2 separate regions of the Mus musculus genome follow, and region 1 is linked to region 2. The links are chromatin contacts, found by POLR2A ChIA-PET in ENCODE. All regions are on one chromosome and are shown on one strand. Each heading gives the region's core, a stretch centred on a gene start or an enhancer-like site at or near the end of the contact. The rest is flanking DNA. Distances are from core to core; before and after follow the strand shown. Region 1 holds the start of Rbm14 (RNA binding motif protein 14). Region 2 holds the start of Rce1 (Ras converting CAAX endopeptidase 1).

What was found. ChIA-PET counts read pairs that join two places held with the same protein, here RNA polymerase II (POLR2A).
Region 1: POLR2A ChIA-PET joins it to region 2 with 21 read pairs in Patski. The contact joins the promoter of Rbm14 here to the promoter of Rce1 in region 2. POLR2A ChIA-PET finds 5 or more read pairs at or near these places in 3 of 5 experiments (Patski and embryonic stem cell).

The regions. Positions count from the first base shown.
Region 1 is chr19:4,808,746-4,813,120 of GRCm38, forward strand. Rbm14 (RNA binding motif protein 14) reads right to left here and starts at 2,889. Exons shown (of 3, transcript NM_019869.3): 1 at 2,427-2,889. The coding sequence starts at 2,763. It overlaps Gm21992 (predicted gene 21992), which reads right to left and starts at 2,854. Exons shown (of 3, transcript NR_157185.1): 1 at 2,427-2,854.
Region 2 is chr19:4,623,425-4,627,948 of GRCm38, forward strand. It overlaps Rce1 (Ras converting CAAX endopeptidase 1), which reads right to left and starts at 2,221. Exons shown (of 8, transcript NM_023131.2): 1 at 2,009-2,221; 2 at 1,769-1,871; 3 at 1,589-1,672; 4 at 1,261-1,339; 5 at 590-757; 6 at 402-473; 7 at 77-139. The coding sequence starts at 2,193. It overlaps Gm960 (predicted gene 960), which reads right to left. Exons shown (of 15, transcript NM_001033447.3): 14 at 3,745-3,823; 15 at 2,417-2,766. The coding sequence ends at 2,417. Mir6986 (microRNA 6986) reads right to left here and starts at 531; the gene lies at 474-531.

The DNA.
Region 1 (4,375 bases), core at 1,639-4,138, 190 kb after region 2:
TAGCAACAAGACTAAGAGAGTACCAAAAGTTTTCCCAAATAAAACTAAATACTTTCAACTTAAATTAACAAAAGATATATATATATATATATATATATATATATATATATACATATATACACACACACACACACACACACACACACACACATATACATACATACACACAGGAAGAATGGCTGTATTTTTCTTATCTGATATTCAAACCTCCCTTGACACCTGTATGATTCCTGAAACTGTTCATCTTTGAATATCTAGTAGTATATAGCTGTGGAGAATAGTTATCATTGCTGCTATGGAGATTTTGTTCTACAAATCATACCAAAGCCCAAGTAACCAACCAAACTACTATGATTGTTTGTTCCTGTGAAATATTCCAGAGCTGGCCATCGATTTAAGATCAAGCTTCTGCACTTTTCAAGCCCTGGAAGCCTCAGCCCCTCCCACGAGGAGCAAGCTACTGATAGCATCAGAGCTGCTCTTCTACTCCACCTCCATCCTGAAAGCCTGTCACCCCAACTGAGGTACCGGCATCAGTAGAAGTACGTTCAAATCTCACCAAATCTCTTACAGCAAAGGATAGAGTCTGTGTCATATCAGCCTAGAGTGTAGTTCTGCTATAAATATGTTTTCAAAAGGAAAGAAATGCACAAACCTTCTCTCACAGAGAATCTAGTTCTACATCCCAACCACCACAGTCACTGACTGCCAGTCCCAAACAAATTCAAGCAAATTTCTGGCCTACCATCAGAGAAAAAGCTTATTGAACCATACAAATTCCAAAGGAGTCTGTCCCCCTCAGGTACTGAATTCTACTCCCACTCTACCATCCAGACTACCTAAGAACTACAAAAAAAAAACTAGATAGGTCAATTGAGACTCTCATAAAAACTCATACATCCCATGCATTTGCTGACCAAGTACCCAAACTGAGACCTTTCCCACTCGTTTACACTAAACAGAAGCAAAAACCCATAAATCACACAGCCTGCTTAAAGTTTGCAGTAAAGTCAGATTCCAGATATAACCTGAATTGAAGGAAACAGAATGCAGTATTAGACAGAACAAACATTTCGTTCCTATAAATGCACATCCTATGACCCTTCACCCCCCTCTTTGAAAAGACAAGGAATGGCCCAAAGTTGTGACTTTCCAGAACAGCAAATGAACCCTTGATGAGAATGAGCAAGCACCTATACCCACATGTAGTTCCTGTCCTCAAAATTCCTTACAAGGCACAAGCAGATATGAATCCAACAACAGCACAACTAGGGAATAAACAAGGCCTCACTCCCAGGGTGCACTGTTGAAAATGACAGGGCAAAGTTAACTCTCATCAGTGAAACCCACATCGGTCTGGGTGTCTCATAAAATCTTGCCAACATAAAAAAAGCAGGTATTTGAAAGATAAAGAGATAAAACCCCAACATATGAAAATCAACAGGGTCTGAAAAAGACATTTCCTCAAAGGAAATAGCAAACTAGCAAGCTGTCCTAAGAATTATTCAAGCAATAAAAAGTACTAACTAAATAAATGGTGTTAAAACCAAGTTTAATAGAAATCTCACACGCCCCTCTCAACACCCCCCCCCCCCCCAGCCAGAGTATTCCCCTTTGCAATCTCACCAAGCTAATAAACATCTGTGCCCGGAGGCACCAGCTTAGCAAGTAAAAGGCTAACGAGGGAGAGGCTTAATAGCCCCCTTTCACATGCAAAAATAACGCAGAAAACCGGGGCTTCCACTTGTTAAGTTGTAAAACCCAACACAAAGTGGAGGGTGGAGGAAAAGAATTAAAAAGCACAAAACCGCCAAGGCTAACCCATCGAATACTGAAAGGTCAAAGGGGTTCCGAAAAGGCCCCTCCCATGCCCACAAGCAGATTCATTCCAGACAATACTAAAAAAGCCCGAACCCGAGAAACCAAGGGCCCGCTACCTTCCGGGAAGCATCGGGAAGGAACGCCAGAGCGGCCTTGGGGCTTCAACCCAACCTTTTCCCTTTTCCCTCGATCTGACCAAATTCTGGAGAGGAAGTGGGGAAGTGGCGAACTCTTTTCACCGCTCCATAATCCGGTTGGTGCCCTTCCCTTTCCATTTCATTTTGGTGCCAGGCTCATGCAACCAGGAAAAGGCGCCTCCTCCCAACCCCGCACACTCGCAAATCTCTGGCGCGTCCCCAGCCCCGAGGCTTCGGCTTGCAGTGGCCACTGCACCCGCCCGGAACCGACTCCTCCCACTTGATGAATGTTGCTGGGACCGCAGGGGAGAAGGGTGGCTCTACCCAACTCGCCCCCAGCACCTTAGGCCCCGCTCCTGCACACTTCCCCATCATTCCCAACCCTGAGGACCAACCCCAGAGTGAGGGGCGTGGCTAAGAGGCAGAGAGCACCGCGCGTGTCCCCTCCCGAGCGCGCTCCCGCGTTACCTTTTACCACGTCACACTCGATGACGCGTCCACGGCGCTCGAAGAGGCTGCGCAATTCCTGACTTGTACATGCAGCCGATACATTGCCCACGAAAATCTTCCAAGTGTTCAGGGGCCTCGGGCGCGACATCTCCACCACGAGCGCGCGACCTGGACGCAGCTCGTGGCCATGCAGGGCCTCGATGGCGCGCACCGCGCCAGCGTTCTCGCGCATGTGCACGAAGGCAAACTGTTTCATGACGGCGCAGCTCATGACCGTGCCATAGGGCGCGAAGAGAGCTGCCAACTCCTCCGGTGTCGTATCCGCCCCATCGACATTGCCCACAAAAATCTTCATTTTGCCGCCGCAACCGCCTTCTCGGAGAGACAGGACCTCTCCTACAGCGACAGGCAAAACGTCCGAACGACCCGCAGTCCTCCACAGGAATGGCTGGCGACCGAGAACCCCGCCGCGCAGGCGCTCTAACCTAACCAATTGGAGGCGGCATCGCGCGCGGATAGCAGCCAATCAAACAGGTTGAGAGCAGATGTCCTTTGACGCAGCCAATCCCAGAGGGCCTGGAGCCCCTTGTTAACGGAGGGGGTGGAAAAAGCATAGAGGCGCGCGACCAACCGCCACCTTCGGGGGGAGGGGAAAGGAGGGCTGGGGACGGGGAAGCGCGCTCCGGCCGAGTCCGCAGAGGCCTAGTCAGAAGAGCTACCTCCGGCCAGGGTGTGGCGTCCCGGCGGGGCCCCAAGGAAAACTTTGTTCTTTAGGGAAGTCCGGGCTCCTCCGTTTGAGCTGCCGCAGCCAAACCCTGGGTGTTGTGATGGCAGCCTCAGCGTCTGCGGTAAGGCCGCGCCCGGAGGAGAAACCAGGACAAACCCCTTTTAGTCTGGGATTGGCCCCCGACACTATATGCTTGGAGTAGGAAGGGACTGTAACTCTTTCTTTGCAAGCACATTACTTGGGGTTGCTTGAGCTCTGGAGGATTTTGCAGACAGTGAATATTGAGCGTCTGTCTGTCTCAACCTGATGGAATTTCGAGAATTACGATGATGACCATTTATTGTATGCATGAAGTTTATCACAGTATTATGTTCCATAAAGTAGAAGATCAGTAATCCTGAGGAAGCCAAAAGTTGGATCTTAAAAATATATGAGGAGGGGGCCAGGAGTGGTGGGCACCCTTTTAATCCCAGCAACCAGGAAGCAAAATCGAAAGAAATTTGTTCGAGGCCAGCCTGGTCTACATAGTGAGATCCAGGATAGGCAAGGATATAGAGAGACCCTGTCTTTAAAAAAACAGCAAAAACTTAGAGGGGCTGCTCACTGGTAAGAGAGCTTGCTGCTTTTCCAGAAAACTTGAGTTCGATTCCCAGCACCAACATGAGGGCTTACAAACCAGCTAATTCCAGTTCCAAGAGAACTGGCCATTGCACATCTGTGGTACGCAGAGAAACAAGCAAAACACCCACACACATAAAATAACGTTAAATTTAAAAAAGGCTGGAGAGATGGCTCAGTGGTTAAGAGCACCGACTGCTCTTCCAAAGGTCCTGAGTTCAAATCCCAGCAACCACATGGTGGCTCACAACCATCCATAGTAAGATCTGTCGCCCTCTTCTGGTGCATCTGAAGACAGCTACAGTATACTTAGATATAATAATAAATAAATCTTTTAAAAAAATTTAAGCCATCCCTGTAATCCCAGCACTTGGGAGGCAGAGGCAGGCAGATTTCTGAGTTCGAGGCCAGCCTGGTCTACAGAGTGAGTTCCAGGACTGCACAGAGAAACCCTGTCTCAAAAACAAACAAACAAAACTAAAAAAATTTCAAAAGAACAGAACAAAGCAGCCCACTGCTGTACTCACAGCTTTAAGGGTCAGAAGTTGAAAGTCATCCCAAATTGCCTGGGATATGTGAGACCCTATGTCAAATAAACAAATAACCTTGGGGAGAGGTCTCT
Region 2 (4,524 bases), core at 971-3,470:
GTTGCATCCACAGTGTCCCCCTTCTCCCACCCACATCTGTGGGCCCCTGGAGACCCATGAAAGGCCGAGGACCAACCTGTGCGGATGAAGAGGAAAGCTGTATAAGCACCGAAGACAGCGGTGTAGGAGAACTGGAACGCTGGAGATGGAGGCTGCGAGTGACCACAACTGCATGCCCACCCTACCCCAGCCGTGCACATCCCACAGCCAGAGCCCACCCAGTCCCCTTGGCAGTGGCTGCCTGCCCAGTATCTGTGGCTGTTCTCTGTACCCCACCTTCCATAATTAGTGGGCCCCGTCCAATACTTATAGCTCAGTCTCCAACCCTTTCCGCAGAGTGTCTATGAGGGACATCAGAGCACCCCACCCCTTGACTGCCTCTGCAGCTCTCCAGGCCTCACCTGCAGACACGAAGATACTTCCCACACTGCTCTGGCGGAAGCGCAGCTGCTCAATAATGTGGTGAAAATGGGCTGGGAGGAAGGTGAAAACCACATATGCCTCTGGCTTTCTACCTAGCTCCCCTCACCCAAAGCCCCATTTTTAGCCCTCATGCTGGGAACGTCATTGCTGGACGGGCGAGACTCACCGACTCCAAAAAAGAGTGGGCAGGTGAACACAGCAGGGCCCAGACCCGTGCACGGCGCTAGCATGGGCAGCATGCAAGCCCGGAACACCAGCTCCTCTGTCAGCGGTGCAATAACTTGGTTTCGTAGCCAGCGCATGTCTGTGAGGCAGCGGGCCCAAGAACGAGGGGCTAGAGTGAATATTCAGGATAAGCAGTGAGTGCCTGGTTACTAGAGACATCTGGGCCCTCTCCCACAGATTTACTCGAGCCAAACTCAGTTTAGGAGATCCTGGGAATCAGAATGGGGAAGGGAACAAGCCTTATCAGACCAAATTACAACGGCTTGAGATGGCTGGCAGCAGGAAGGGAAGGCAGCAGTAGATGAGGGAGTCACAGAAAATTCCAGAGGCACCCAAATTTTACCAAGGCCAATCTTTGGGGAAGCCAAATGATGAGAGAGCAGGGGAAGATGCTGTCTGGCCCATATCAAGTGCTGTTTGTGGTCCAGACAGGCCTCCTTGAGTATCACACTTACAGGGTACTCAGCAATGTAATCCATTTTACTGATGTGGAAACACACGCTGAGAGGTGACATCTCACCTCTTCAGTCCAGATCACACCATCTCACTGACTCCTTTCCCCAGTGTTCTGGACTGCCTGTGCCTACCTTTTCCTCAGTCTTGAAGACTCACCCAGGACAACCTTCAGCCCATCTGTCAGGTCACAAGGGCAATCCATAGAGAGCTGCATCAGTGGACCCAGGAAAAGGATCTGGGGGGGGGGGGCAAACATAAAATGAAAGCCTTTTACCACAATCCAATGACCTTGCCCACACCTATGCCCTTGGTCAGCCTCACCAGACCTCAGGTTTCCTGAGTTCTAGGGTTTCCCAGCCATGTACACCAGAAGCTTAGGGGGCCACATCATAATTCCTGTCTTCCATCTGCCAAAAGCTGTACCCAAGCAGGGCACGTCATTACACTAGTGACAACAGAGTTGGAAAAATAAAGCAGGACTCACCATAGTTAGCAGCAGGGGCAGCAGCGCTGCTGGGAAAATGCCCTCCAGCCTGAAGCCCATCAAGGTAAGCAGTGATGTGCCTGGCTGAGCCACAGGAAAGGGGGCGTTAGTGATGTTCCCTCCCACAAAATTCTAGATTCTTCCCCTAGCTGCCCTGTGCCCCACCCACCTCCTTCGCACCTGGATGCCAGTGAGTTCCCTCCAGAGCAGCACGCAAAGAGGGGACAAGCTGGACACTACCAGGACACTGGTGGAACGCCGCTTGATAACAGCGGGGTGGTCCCTAGGAAAAGGGACAGTAAGTTCCGGGGGGCCTGCAGCAACCACGCCAACGCGGCCCCACCCCCGTCCGGCCCAAGCTCCGCCCGCAGCCCCGCCCCACGAGGGCGCAGATCCCGGCCGCGCGCGCATCCCCCGCACCTGGGCAGCTCGCTCTTCCACACGTAGAGGCTGCCCACGTAGGAGCAGGCGAGGCTGAAGCAGGAGAACACAGACACCCAGCAGCACAGCCCCGAGCCCGGGCCGCTCAGCGCGGCTGACTCGGGCTGCCGCTCTGGCCGCGATACCGACAGTAAACGCAGCCCGTCCCCGCCCAGCGCCGCCATCACGCCCGGACCCGTGGCGCGCGGCAGTGACGCGACGGCGTAGGTGACGTCAGGCGGCGGCGCGAGTTGTCGGGTCCCCCGGGCGCCCCTCCCCTTGCACGATAGTTGATACTTTGTGCTTGGAACGGCTTTATTGAAATACAGAAGTTGTGACACACGTGTCCCGGGCTTCCTTGGCTTGCTGGGCGTCTCAGAGAGAATGCTTAGGACCTGTGTCCCGGATTCAGCCACTCGGACAGATTGGATACCTCCTGTAGCCACAAGTCCTGCGGGAGCAGAGGAGGCGGTGGTGAGGACCCGGCGGTGGTAGCTCAGGCCCGCACCCGCCCTGCTCTCGCTGCGGTACCTCCAGGCCGCCCGCAGGGCTAGCTGCCTCTGCCGCCTGGGCCCTGCCGTGGGCCGCTTGGGTCTGCGATCCTCTAGCAGTGAGGGAGACCTCGGTGAGCTCGCGGTCGCGCGTGGCGGATTTTGGCGGGCTCCGGTCTCTTGCTGAGCCCAGAACTCGCGATTCTTCCCTGCCATGGTTGGGGCTGCCCCTCTTGGGCCTCTTGTTTTCTGCTTGCCCGATGGATTCTAGGAGAGAACAAGCCCATTTCATCTTACTCCCGAAGATTTGTGCCAATGCTACAGAGATTGTTGGGGCAGGGGTATCGTTCTAAATTAACTCTCCCGCTCCACCTTTCCGGATGAAAACATTTCAGTACCTGACCTCCCATGATAGGCGACATCTAACTTTCCGCCCAAACTAGGTGATATGCATTTCAAGTTCCTCTCTGAACCTAAGCTTTGCTTCGGGCAATAAGCAACTCAATCTCTCTCTGGTATTGTTCTAGGCAGTTACTACAGAGGCAGCTTTTTGTTGTTGATGTTCAGACAGACTCTCTTGAAACCCAGGCTAGCCTTAAAGTGATCATCTTGCTTCTAACACCCAAGTGCTGGAATTAGACACTCGTGAACATGCTTTAGCTCAGCGGTTCTCAACCTGCGGGTCGCACATCAGATACTTACACTGTGGTGCATAACAGTGGCAAAATGACAGTTAATTAGTAACACTGAAGATAACTGTATGGTTGGGGATCACCACAGCACGAGGCACTGTATTAAAAGGTGGCAGCGTCAGGAAGGTTGGGAACCACCATCACTAATCCGTAGTAGATCCAGTTTTGGAAGAACAAACACAGAGGAGGATCAAACTCGGTATTGACAAGCAAACCAACTCTGACACTGAGCTACATCCCCAGCCTCGCAGGTGCAGATTTACAGAGTCTTGCCTTGGCTGATTCCTCCTGAGTCAATGAATGCACGTTTCTCTGGAAAGGCTAATGTGCACATACTAAGTACAACGCACAAGTCCTATTGAGTAGCTTTAAAGTAGGAATGCATGCGGTTGCTACTCCAAGTCCCTCAATCACTGTGGAAGGCGGCCAAATCCCAGGTGGCAGCAGCATGGCTAAAGTGGAATGGGATCGTTGGATAGCTGGACCACTCCACACCATGAATTTTATTTCTCTGGTTTCAGTCCAGGGCTTACCCCCAAAGCTAGAAACTTACCTTCAGGGAATTCCTGGGCAATATTCTTGTGCTGGTCTTTGGTGTTCTGGGCTGAAATGTTTTTCTCTGGAGTCAGGTGCTTTAACAATTAGAAAGACCAAGTGAATTCTGCAGAAGTCTGAATGAACCTTAGTGAGACGTGTGGTTTGGTTTATATGGATGTTTTCACCCTCATCCTCCTAACTCAACAGTCTCTACTTGGCCTCCAGCTTTCAAAGCATCCCCCTTCTGTGGACCCTTGTACAACTCACACTGTAGCCATTCCCAGCATATCCCTGAACCTCAGGCTCTGAAGATGGCACTATTCATCATTTTTATGTGTTTATGCCCATCTTTCTACTCCAGGTTTACCATGTGTATTTGTAACTATGTGAATTATGTGTCTACAGGAGAGGTGGTCAGGTCCCCTGTAATTGGAGTTACACTTTGACAAGCTGCCTGATGTGAATACTGGGAACCAAACCAAACCAATAGCAGCATGGTCCCTCTTCCACACAGCCATTTCTCCAGTCCCTTTTTATTTAGTCTTGGCTGTCTGGAACTCAGTATATGGTGGAGAACAAGCTGGGCTTGAACTTGCAGAGATCCTCCTACCTTTGCCTCACAAGTGCTAGAATTAAAGGCATACACCACAATCCCTGGCCCTGTCTTTTTTTAAATTAAATTCTTTGAGACAGGGTCTCTTATATCCCAGAGCTGACCTTTAATGTCTGACCATCTGTCCCTCTATATACATGTACACTTAGTTAAAAATACATCTTTTAAAAAGTTGAAAAAAAT